Regions from separate parts of the Homo sapiens genome. Here region 1 is linked to region 2. The links are chromatin loops, found by intact Hi-C in ENCODE. Cell type or tissue: CD4-positive, alpha-beta T cell. All regions are shown on one strand. Links, peaks and the distances in the headings refer to the core of each region. The heading gives the core; the rest is flanking DNA.

Evidence for each region. Hi-C counts contacts between places; a loop is a spot of excess contacts. Peaks named below come from ENCODE experiments on the same cell type or tissue, not always from the same donor. Only the 100,000 strongest peaks of a DNase experiment are listed, where the experiment ranks them.
Region 1: it touches region 2 in a loop (8-fold over the local background); 19 of 110 quality-filtered maps call a loop at or near these places.

The regions. Positions count from the first base shown.
Region 1 is chrX:48,943,243-48,948,620 of GRCh38, forward strand. It overlaps OTUD5 (OTU deubiquitinase 5), which reads right to left. Exons shown (of 9, transcript NM_001136157.2): 2 at 948-1,041. Among named protein-coding and RNA genes, the nearest start is that of OTUD5, 12 kb to the right of the region's middle. In CD4-positive, alpha-beta T cell, for the core only: CTCF peaks have their summits at 2,696 (motif pointing left) and 2,895; a DNase peak (open chromatin) is centred at 2,709; H3K27ac peaks cover 446 bases.
Region 2 is chrX:48,645,729-48,651,106 of GRCh38, forward strand. All of the region lies in intron 1 of LOC124905186 (a long non-coding RNA gene), which reads left to right. Among named protein-coding and RNA genes, the nearest start is that of WAS, 35 kb to the right of the region's middle. RefSeq lists an enhancer at 2,676-3,338. In CD4-positive, alpha-beta T cell, for the core only: a CTCF peak has its summit at 2,683; a DNase peak (open chromatin) is centred at 2,733.

The DNA of each region.
Region 1 (5,378 bases), core at 56-5,055, 300 kb after region 2:
GGACCTCACAACTACTTGTTGGGTCACAGATTCAGAGCCAAAATGGCCTCAAAGATCTAACTCAGACTGGATAACAGATGGTATTAAGGCATTATTAATTCTGTTAGGTGCAGTAATGGCATTTTGATTATGTTAAAAAGAAGAGAGTAAGTCTGTATCTGTCAGAGAAACATACAGAAATATTTATGAATGAAATGATCCAATGTCGGGGTTTTGCTTTAAAAATACTCTTCTTTCAGGGGAGTGAGAAAGAGTGGGCGGGATAGTGATGAAACAAGGCTGGCCACGTATTGACTATTTTGAAGCTGGATGATGGGTACATGAGGGTTCATCATTCTCTCTACTTTTATATAAGTTGAAAAAAAATTCTATGATATAAGAAATTTGTAAAGATCTAGTCTGATAGCCCCCATACACACAGATTGAGGAACAGAGACCCGCAACACACCAGAGATGGGATCTGGGTATAAACCTAGGGGTCATACAGCCCAGGGTGGCAGCAGTATGCTATGGTTAAGAGCATGGGCCTCAGACTAATCTAACCCAGACACTGAATCCCAACTCTACCACTTATTATTTCACTCCAGACAAGTCACCCACCATCTCTGAGCCACTTTTCTCATCTGACAAATGGAAGCAACAGTAGTCCCTACACTCACCTAGCTTAGAGGGGAATCAAAGAGGTTTCCTGTAGCACCTGACAATGTGTCCCAAAGGATATTATTTTCTTTATCATTCTTCTTGCTGTTATTATGCATATTAATCTTGCACCACTACAATGTCTCAAGACCCACGGCTAGAGGTCAGATACCAACTTGAGGCTGGAGCCTAGAGTCCCTAAAAGATTAGCTAGCTCTGCCTCAACCCTGTCTCAGGGGCTATTCCTGATAACTGGGACACAGCTTAGGGGCAGCCCTAGGCCCTTAAGGACTAAGGCAGAGACTCACCTACAGCCCGGAAGAGACAGGCGCCATCCTCCTTCATCTGCTTGATGATGAAGCCCTTCTTGTCTCGTAGGGCCTTTTCAAACCAATGCTCCTGCTGGAGGGAAGAGGTGGGGGTCAGCAACAGGGAAAACCTGTACTCCCTCCCCAGGGCCCCGACCTCAAGCTCCCGAGAGGCCTAGATCATTGACAGAGAGGACGCTGGCCAAGGTAAAGTTCTCAGCCCTGTTTGACCACTCCATGCATGTGAAGTAGGAGACTCTTTTAGGGAATTAGTTGCTGAGTGAAACTAAGACTTACTTCCAAAAGGGTCCTAGGTGCCCTGAGAACAGTGGCCCCATATGCCTTATGGCTTCTGTTGACCTTGCAGGGCCTGGCCCAGGGAGCCACACTGCCTCAGGCAGCCAGAGACTCAGACCCAGCAAGTGCCTGGGTGGAGAATGTGGCTCTACCTCAAGGAGTTTCATCTAGGAAAGGTGGTGAAGAGGGGGTAACTAGCAAGAGCCTAGATCCTGAACCTGACAAAGGGCTAGAGGATTCCAAGATATGCTGTAGGCCGGGCATGGTGGCTCACACCTGTAATCCCAGCACTTTGGGAGGCCAAGGTGGGTGGATCACCTGAGGTCGGGAGTTCGAGACCAGCCTGACCAACATGGAGAAACCCCGTCTCTAATAAAAATACAAAAGTAGTCAGGCGTGGTGGTGCATGCCTGTAATCCCAGCTACATGGGAGGCTTAGGCAGGAGAATCGTTCGAACCCAGGAGGTAAGAGGTTGCGGTGAGCTAAGATCACCCCATTGCGTTCCAGCCTGGGCAACAAGAGCGAAACTCTGTCTCAAAAAAAAAAAAAAGAGATATACTCTAGAAGGCAAAAGTGTGCAAACAATGTTCTCATCTGTGACTGAACACATTTAACAGATATCTACACATATATACATATGTATGTATACAAACACACGTACACAAAATTGGGAAGGCTAGACAGCAAAATATCCCTAAGTCCTGGTGTTATCAGCGATTTTATTGCACTTTCCCTTTTATAAAGTTACACTAAACCCAAAAAGCTTTGAAAATCAAGTCTTTTTTTTTTTTTTTTTTTTTTGAGATGCAGTCTCACTCTTTTGCCCAGGCCGGAGTGCAGTGGCACTATCTCGGCTCACTGCAAGCTCTGCCTCCCGGGTTCATGCCATTCTCCTGCCTCAGCCTCCCGACTAGCTGGGACTACAGGCGCCTGCCACCATGCCTGGCTAATTTTTTGTATTTTTAGTAGAGACGGGGTTTCACCATGTTAGCCAGGATGGTCTCGATCTCCTGATCTCGTGATCCACCCACCTCGGCCTCCCAAAGTGCTGGGATTACAGACATGAGCCACTGTGCCCGGCCCAAAAGTCTTTATCTAATTCATTTGGCATCATAACCTGACCAGAACTGACAAGAATCTATTTATCCCACTTGGGGTAAATATTCAAATATTTCAATGCAGAAAACATTCAGGTGTTTGATTATGAGGTGCTGCCTCAGACCCTGCTGGAGGTGTTATGTAACACAAAGTATACACACCAGGTAAGTTTTATAAATTGTTTTTTTCCTAAATTCCAAAGCACACCTGGCACCACGAAGGTTCAACTTAAATGAACCTGTACAAATGCCTATTTTTTAATTAAAAAAATAATGACCATATAACCTCTTAAAACATAATTTTCATTTCAAAACAAAACCAACCAGAAGCAGCAGACCTTTCCTGGGCCCCTCACGCCCTCTGCTGGCTACCAGAAGCAGCCAGCCTGACCTAGCAACAAGGCTGCAAACTACAGGATCCCAAGCCTGCTCCTTGTGGACACAGGCCTGCCCAGGGATTTATAGGATCTGGGGTATTAGAGACCAGACATAGGGGCCCACCTATCCGTAAGGCCATTTTTCCCCAGCTCAAGCAAGGGGTGGAACCCATCCCCTAAGAAAGCCAGAGGAGAAGCATCTCTGGCAAAGTTGTAAGCACAAGGTTTGGAACGCAAGAGCTCTGGGTTCCAACCCCAGCTTTGCCACACACTTGCTGTCTGTTATCACTCTCAGTTTCCTATAGAATGGGGGATATGTTGATCTACCGGACAGAGCTGTGAGGAGTTTCAGGACCTAAAGAAGCTTTGTAAATAACGTACCATATACTAGGGGAAGTTGTCGCCAATCACAGAAGGGGAGGAGATCAGCACAGAGATTATGCACAACTGAGAGACCCTCAGAAAGTCCCAGGTGAGTAGCGGGACAGGAGGGGAGGAAGAGGTGACAAGGGAATACCCAGCCAGTCCCATCATCAGGGCCCACACCCCAGGAAAATGTGGCTGGATTTCTAGAGATGACAAAGACACCTGGAAGCCCTTAATGAGCTTCCATGCGCAGCACAAGGACTCCTGTTTGTGCACAACATTCCAGTGGTCCAGGTGTCCCTCCTTGCCCCCAAGCCTGTGGATTAACACACTCCAGCCAGTTATGCCCAAGTCCATCCTGGCCACACATGGTCAGCCATCTCCCAGAGTCATGGGCCTGCCCCAGCCAGGGGTCTCCAGCAGGGATGGTGCAACCACAACTATAGTCCCAAACCTGACACAAGAATAGGTTCTTAAAAAGAAGGGAACACAGCGACTTCCTGGCTTTGGAGAGAGGGGAAAAAGAGAGGAGAAAAGGAGATCAAACAGGAGAGGGGCTCCTACTTATCCATTCAAGAAAGACTTACCAGGTAGCTACTAAGTAAGATACTGGGCTGGGCAGTGAGGACAGTGAAATGAATCAGACTTAGTCTCCACTCTTGATAAGCTCACAAACTACTTAGCAGAGGGGTAGGGAAACAGGTAACCACCACAAGGTATGAACAAGGCTGTGAAAAATGTAAATGCCAGGTGTTGTGAAACAGAAAGAGGCTGGGCGAAGTGGCTCTCGCCTGTAATCCCAGCACTTTGGGAGGCCGAGGCAGGTGGATCACTTGAGATCAAGAGTTCAAGACCAGCCTGGCCAACATGGTAAAACCTTGTTTCTACTAAAAAATACAAAAAAAAATTAACTGGGCATGGTGGTGCATGCCTGTAATCCCAGCTAAATCAGGAGGCTGAGGGAGAAGAATCGCTTGAACCTGGGAGACAGAAGTTGCAGTGAGCCGGGATCATACCACTGTATTCTAGCCTAGGCGACAGAGTGAGACTCTGTCTCAAAAAAAAGAAGAAAAGAAAAGAAACACAGTCATTGGGCCAGGCACGGTGGTTCACACCTGTAATCCCAGAACTTTGGGAGGCTGAGGTGGGCGGATCACCTGAGGTCGGGAGTTTGAGACCAGCCTGACCAACATGGAGAAACCCCGTCTCTACTGAAAAATACAAAATTAGCCAGGTGTGGTGGTGCATGCCTGTAATCCCAGCTACTCGGGAGGCTGAGGCAGGAGAATCGCTTGAACCCGGGAGGCGGAGGTTGTGGTGAGCCAAGATCGCACCATTGCACTCCAGCCTGGGCAATAAGAGCAAAACTCTGTCTCAAGGAAAAAAAAAAAAAAGAAAAAAAGAAACACAGTCATTAAGGCTAGCACCTGAGAGGAGGTGCCACCTGACCAAAGGATTAAAACACCAAGACCTCCAAAAATGCTTGTTAACTGGATGAGAAATGAAGTCACTTCTGCCACGAAGTACCAGGAATGCCTGGAGCCCAGCAATGAATTCAGTAGAGCTAAAGTTCTGGGTAGTACTAGGCAGGTAAGCAGGGAGGACCAGGAAGAAAGATGAACTCATATTAACTGAATACCTGCCCCATGCCAGATGCAAAGGGTGACCTCGTTTAATTTTCCTGACCACAGCCCAGGTGGCAGGAAACATTACCCTCACTTTACAAAGGCAGAAAGGAGGCCAGACACGGTGGCTCACGCCTGTAATCCCAGCACTTTGGGAGGCCAAGGCGGAAGGATCATCTGAGGTTAGGAGTTTAAGACCAGCCTGGCCGACATGGCGAAGCCTTGTCTCTACTGAAAATACAAAAAATTAGCAGGGCGTGGTGGCGTGTGCCTGTAATCCCAGTTACTTGGGAGGCTGAGACAGGAGAATCGCTTGAACTCGGGAGGTGGAGGTTGCAGTGAGCCGAGATGGCACCATTGCACCCCAGCCAGCCTGGGCAACAGAGCAAGACTATGTCTCAAAAACAAAAACAAAAACAAAACAAAAAACAAAAAAACAAAGGCAGAAAGAGAAAGGAGCTGGAGTTTGGATACCAGCAAAGCCTAGTGTAGAGGCAACAGGGAAGGCCCCCACGAGCCACAGCATGGAGGACATACCTTGCAGCCCATCCACAGAATATCCTGGTTTGTCTCTAAACATGAAAGAGACCTGAATAGGCCCCTCGCACTGCAGGGTTTGGGTCCTGGGGCAGTCAAACTGGCATCCAGGCTTGGATCTAGAGGCTGGA
Region 2 (5,378 bases), core at 180-5,179:
CTCAAGCCATCCTCCCAACTTGGCCTCCAAAAGTGCTGGGATTATAGGCAATGAGCCACCATGCCCTGCCTAATTTTCTTACAATTTCAAAATATAAATATCATATCTTAATAATTTATAATGACGTCACCAATATTCTCCCTATTGTCTCAAAAAAGTGGCAACCTTTGCAGAAGGGAGGATCTTCTAAAAGAACAAAATGAAAAAAGATAAGAATTCTAACTTGGGTCTTGCGCCGGGCATTGCCTGAAGCAGACAGCCAGAGGCAATCTTTCAGGAATGGAGTGAGGAAGAAATGGGGAGGGAGAGGTAAGCCTGGGGGTTCTGTGGGCAGCAGGAATCTTCAGCTGCTGGGAGGTAAGGGGACTTCTAAGAAAGTGGATGTCCTCTGTTTGACTTTGTTATATTTTCTGCTGTGTGGCCCGGGCTTGTCAGCTTGTCATCTTTCTCCCTTGGCCCTATAAACACAGAGAAACAGAGAAAAGAACAAGAATTCTGGGGACAGTGGAATTAGAACCAGAGGTGACCAAAGGGACATATTATCCAGGTGGTAACTGCCGGAAGTAGATGTTCTTTAACAGTTTAAAAAGTGATGATGAGGCCAGGCACAGTAGCTCGCGCCTCTAACCCCAGCACTTTGGGAGGCCGAGGTGGGTGGATCACCTGAGGTCAGGAGTTCAAGACCAGCCTGGCCAGCATGGTGAAACCCTGTCTCTACTAAAAATACAAAAAATTAGCCAGGCATGGTGGCATGTGCCTGTAATTCCAGCTACTTGGAAGGCTGAGGCAGGAGAATCACTTGAACCTGGGAGGCAGAGGTTGCAGTGAGCCGAGATCGCACCACTGCACTCCAGCCTGGGCAACAGAGTGAGACTCCGTCTCAAGAAAAAAAAAGTGATGATGATGATGACAGAAAGAATACAATGTAGAAAAGCTTAGACCCTTGGCTAATGGGGCTTTGTTTAACCACATAGGATTTAATCCCAACCACTTCTGCCAAAATTTTGTTCTCTAGAGGCCCTATTCTTTGCTTTCTTTATTATTATTATTATTATTATTATTATATTATTTTTTTTAGAGTTGAGGAGTCTGGTTCTGTCACCCAGGCTGGAGTGCAGTGGTGTGATCTTGGCTCACTGCAACCTCTGCCTCCCAGGTTCAAGCAATTCTCCTGCCTCAGCCTCCTGAGTAGCTGAGATTACAGGCGTGTGCCACCACGACTGGCTGATTTTTGTATATTTATTTATTTATTTATTTATTTTCTGAGACCGAGTCTTGCTTTGTTGTCCAGGCTGGAGTGCAGTGGTGCGATCTTGGCTCACTGCAACCTCTGCCTCCCAGGTTCAAGCAATTCTCCTGCCTCAGCCTCCCAAGTAGCTGGGATTACAGGCACCCACCACCGTGCCTGGCTAATTTTTGTATTTTTAGTAGAGACGGGGTTTTACCATGTTGGCCAGGCTGGTCTTGAACTCCTGACCTCAGGTGATCCACCCACCTCGGCCTCCCGAAGTGCTGGGATTACAGATGTGAGCCTCTGCGCCCGGCCAATTTTTGTATTTTTAGTAGAGACGGGGTTTCACACTGTTTTTCCCAAAGTGCTAGGATTACAGGTGTGAGCCACCTCACCTGGCCCCATTCTTTTGCTTTCTACCCTTTCTTAACCCTGTTCCCAAAATGTATGCGTCTGTGGCTGGAATATGTTAAAGGGAAGTAGCTTTCCACCTCTGTATTGGTTCATTCTGACTCTGCTTTTTCTTGCACCTGTGCTCTTCTTTTTAAAATGTTTTTGAGTGTTTTTATTTAACACTAATACACATTGGGTTTGGCCAAATAGATGTCTTTTCATCCCTGTGCCCCTCTGCAATGATACATTTCTGGAGAGGAGAGGCCAGGCAGGTTTCATTATCCTTACACATTACCTGGCAAGCTGCCATGTGCAACAGGTATTTAATACATATTTTTTGAAAAACAATCTCTCATGTCTTTGGAATCATTGGGAACTACAACCAAGTGAAGGCAGTAGAAGTTGGTGGCTGATGAAGTGCCTACAATGCATGCTATTTCTATAGGGAAGATTCCAAACGTACGTCAATTGTTAGTAAAGGAATTGATAGAGGCCAGGCATGGTGGCTCATGCCTGTAATCCCAGCACTTTGGGAGGCCGGGGCAGGCGAATTGCTTGAGCCCAGGGGTTCAAGATGTAGCCTGGGCAACATTGTGAGATTCCGTCTCTACTAAAAATACAAAAATTAGCCACATGTGGTGGCTCACACCTGTAGTCTCAGCTACTTGGGAGGCTGAAGTGGAAGGATCGCCTGATTCCAGGAGTTCAAGACCACGCTGGGCAACATAGGGAGACCTCGTCACTACCAAAAATAAAAAAAATTATCTGGGCGTGGTGGCTCATGCCTGTGGTCCCAGCTACTTAGGAGGCTGAGGTGGGAGGATTGCCTGAGCCAAGGAGGTCGAGGCTGCAGTGAGCTGAGATCATGCCACTGCACTCCAGCCTGGGTGACAGAATGAAAGCCTGTCCCCCAAAAAATAAAATAATGAAATCATGAGCTAAACCAAGTACAAAATTAATAAATAAAAAGATTAAAAATAAAAATAAAATAAAGGAATGGATAGAAGGGATGAATTGTCAACAAGATCCCGATATGTTTTCCCTTCTGATTTCAAGTATCTAATTCAGTTATTCATTTTACCCTGAGGGTGGCAGCAGGAGTCTCTTCTATCGCCCAAGCGTTGCCAAGAGGCAACTTTTAGGTCACTCTGACATGAGCTAACAGATGCAGTTTCTGGTTAGAGAGCTTGGACAGATCCATGCCATTTCCTCTCCCTTACAAGGTTGGGGGGAAAGGCTGCGTGCGGCCTCAGGAAACCCTGGGGAGCAGCAGGGATCCTCCCCAGCTGTCGCCCAATTAGAAAGCCAGTGATTTAACAGAAGGCCAAGAAGACTCACAGGGCCAGGCCTGGGGTTCTCTTTGTTCCACCTTTTTTCCCATGCTGAGAAATGAAAGAGAAAAACATTGCATGACAAGAATTAATGGTGTCAAACAAATAGCATCAAAGACAATTTAAGTATTGCTCTTCTCTCTCGGAAATGGATGAAGACAAAGAGTAGTGGCTTCCTTTTTACCCATTAACTGCTCTACATTTGGAAAGAGCTGGTGGACAGTGTTTTCATACTGTATCCATTCAGCTTGATGCTTACAAATGTACAGTTCAGAAATTTTTCAAGGAAACAGTTTGCTACAAAGCACATAGTTTCCTCTGATCATAACCATGACCTCGTTTATAATCATAATCTTGTTTATAATCTCAGGATGCCAACATGCCCAAAATGACTTTGGAATCATTGTTTTAAAATTTCATCTTTTTTTAAGACTTTATTTTTTAGAGCAGTTTTAGGTTCATGGCAAAATTGAGCAGAAAGTGCAGAAATTTCCCAGATAACTCCTGCCCCTACACACCCACAACCTCTGTCACTATCACCACCCCTAACCAGAGCTGTACAGTTGTTGCAATTGATGAACCTGCAATTGACGCATCATCATCACCCAAAGTCCATAGTTTACATTATGACTCACTCGTGTTGTATATTTTATGGGTTTTGACAAAGATACAAGGACACATATCCATCATTGCAGTATCATGCAGAGTAGTTTCACTGCCCTAAAAATCCTCTGTGCTCCACTTATTCATCTCTCCTTCCCCTCAACTCCTGTAAACCACTAATCTTTTTACTGCCTCCTTAGTTTTGCCTTTTCCGGAATGTCATATAGTTGGAATCATACAGTATGTAGCCTTTTCAGATTGGCTTCTTTCACTTAGTATATCAGTCTGTTCTCATGCTGCTTATAAAGACATACCCAAGACTGGGTAATTTATAAAGAGGTTTAACGGAGTCACAGTTCCACGTGGCTGGGGAGGCCTCACAATAATGGTGGAAGGTAAAAGGCATGTTTTACATGGTGGCAGATAAAAGAGAATGTGGACCAAGCAAAAGGGTTTTCCCCTTATGAAACCATCAGATTTTGTGAGACTTATTCACTACCATGAGAACAATATGAGGGAAACTGCCCCCCATGATTCAGTTATCTCCCACTGGGTCTCTCCCACAACGCGTGGGAATTATGGGAGCTATAATTCAAGATGAGATTTGGGTGGGGACACAGCCAAACCTATCACTTAGTAATATGCATTTAAGTTTCCTCCATTTTTTTTTTTTTTTCTGAGACAGAGTCTCGCTCTGTCACCCAGGCTGGAGTGCAGTGGCGCGATCTCGGCTCTCTGCAACCTCCGCCTCCCGGGTTCAAGTGATTCTCCTGCCTCAGCTTCCTGAGTAGCTGGGATTACAGGCGTGTGCCACCACGCCCAGCTCATTTTTAGTAGAGATGGGGTTTCACCATGTTGGCCAGGCTGGTCTCAAACTCCTGACCTCAAGTGATCCACCTGCCTCCGCTTCCCAAAGTGCTAGGATTACAGGCATGAGCCACCGCGCCTGGCCTCTTCCATGTCTTTTTATGGCTTGGTAGCTCAGTTCTTTTTCTCACTGCATAATATTCCACTATCTGGATGTACCAGTTTATTTATCCACTCACCTACCAAAGGACATTTTGGTTGCTTCCATGTTTTTGCAATTATGAATAAAGCTGCTATAAACATTCCTGTGTGTAGATTTACGTGGGGACATAAGTTTTCAAGTCATTTGGGTAAATATCAAGGAATGCAATTACTGGATGGTATAGTAAGAGTATGTTTAGTTTTGTAAGAAGCCGCCAAACTGTCTTCCAAAGTGGCTGTGCCATTTTGCATTCTCATGAATGAGAGTTTCTGTTGCTCCACATCCTCGACAGCATTTGGTGTTGTCAGTGTGTTGTTTTCACCATTCTAATAGGTGTGTAGTGGCATCTCACTGTTGTTTTATTTTATTTTTTATTTTTTTAATTTTGAGACAGGGTTTCACTCTCGTTGCCCAGGCTGGAGTGCAATGGCGCGATCTTGACTCACCGCAACTTCCGCCTCCCAGGTTCAAGCAATTCTCCTGCCTCAGCCTCCCTAGTAGCTGGGATTACAGGCATGTGCCACCACGCCCAGCTAATTTTGTATTTTTAGTAGAGACGGGGTTTCTCCATGTTGGTCAGGCTGGTCTTGAACTCCTGACCTCAGGTGATCCGCCCGCCTTGGTCTCCCAAAGTGCTGGGATGACAGGCATGAGCCACTGCGCCCAGCCTAACTGTTGTTTTAATTTGCAAGTCTCTAATGACATATGATGTTGGGCATCTTCATATGCTTATTTGCCATCTGTCCACCTTCTTTGGTGAGGTGTCTATTCAGGTCTTTTGCCCATTTTTTAATCAGGTTGTTCATTTTCT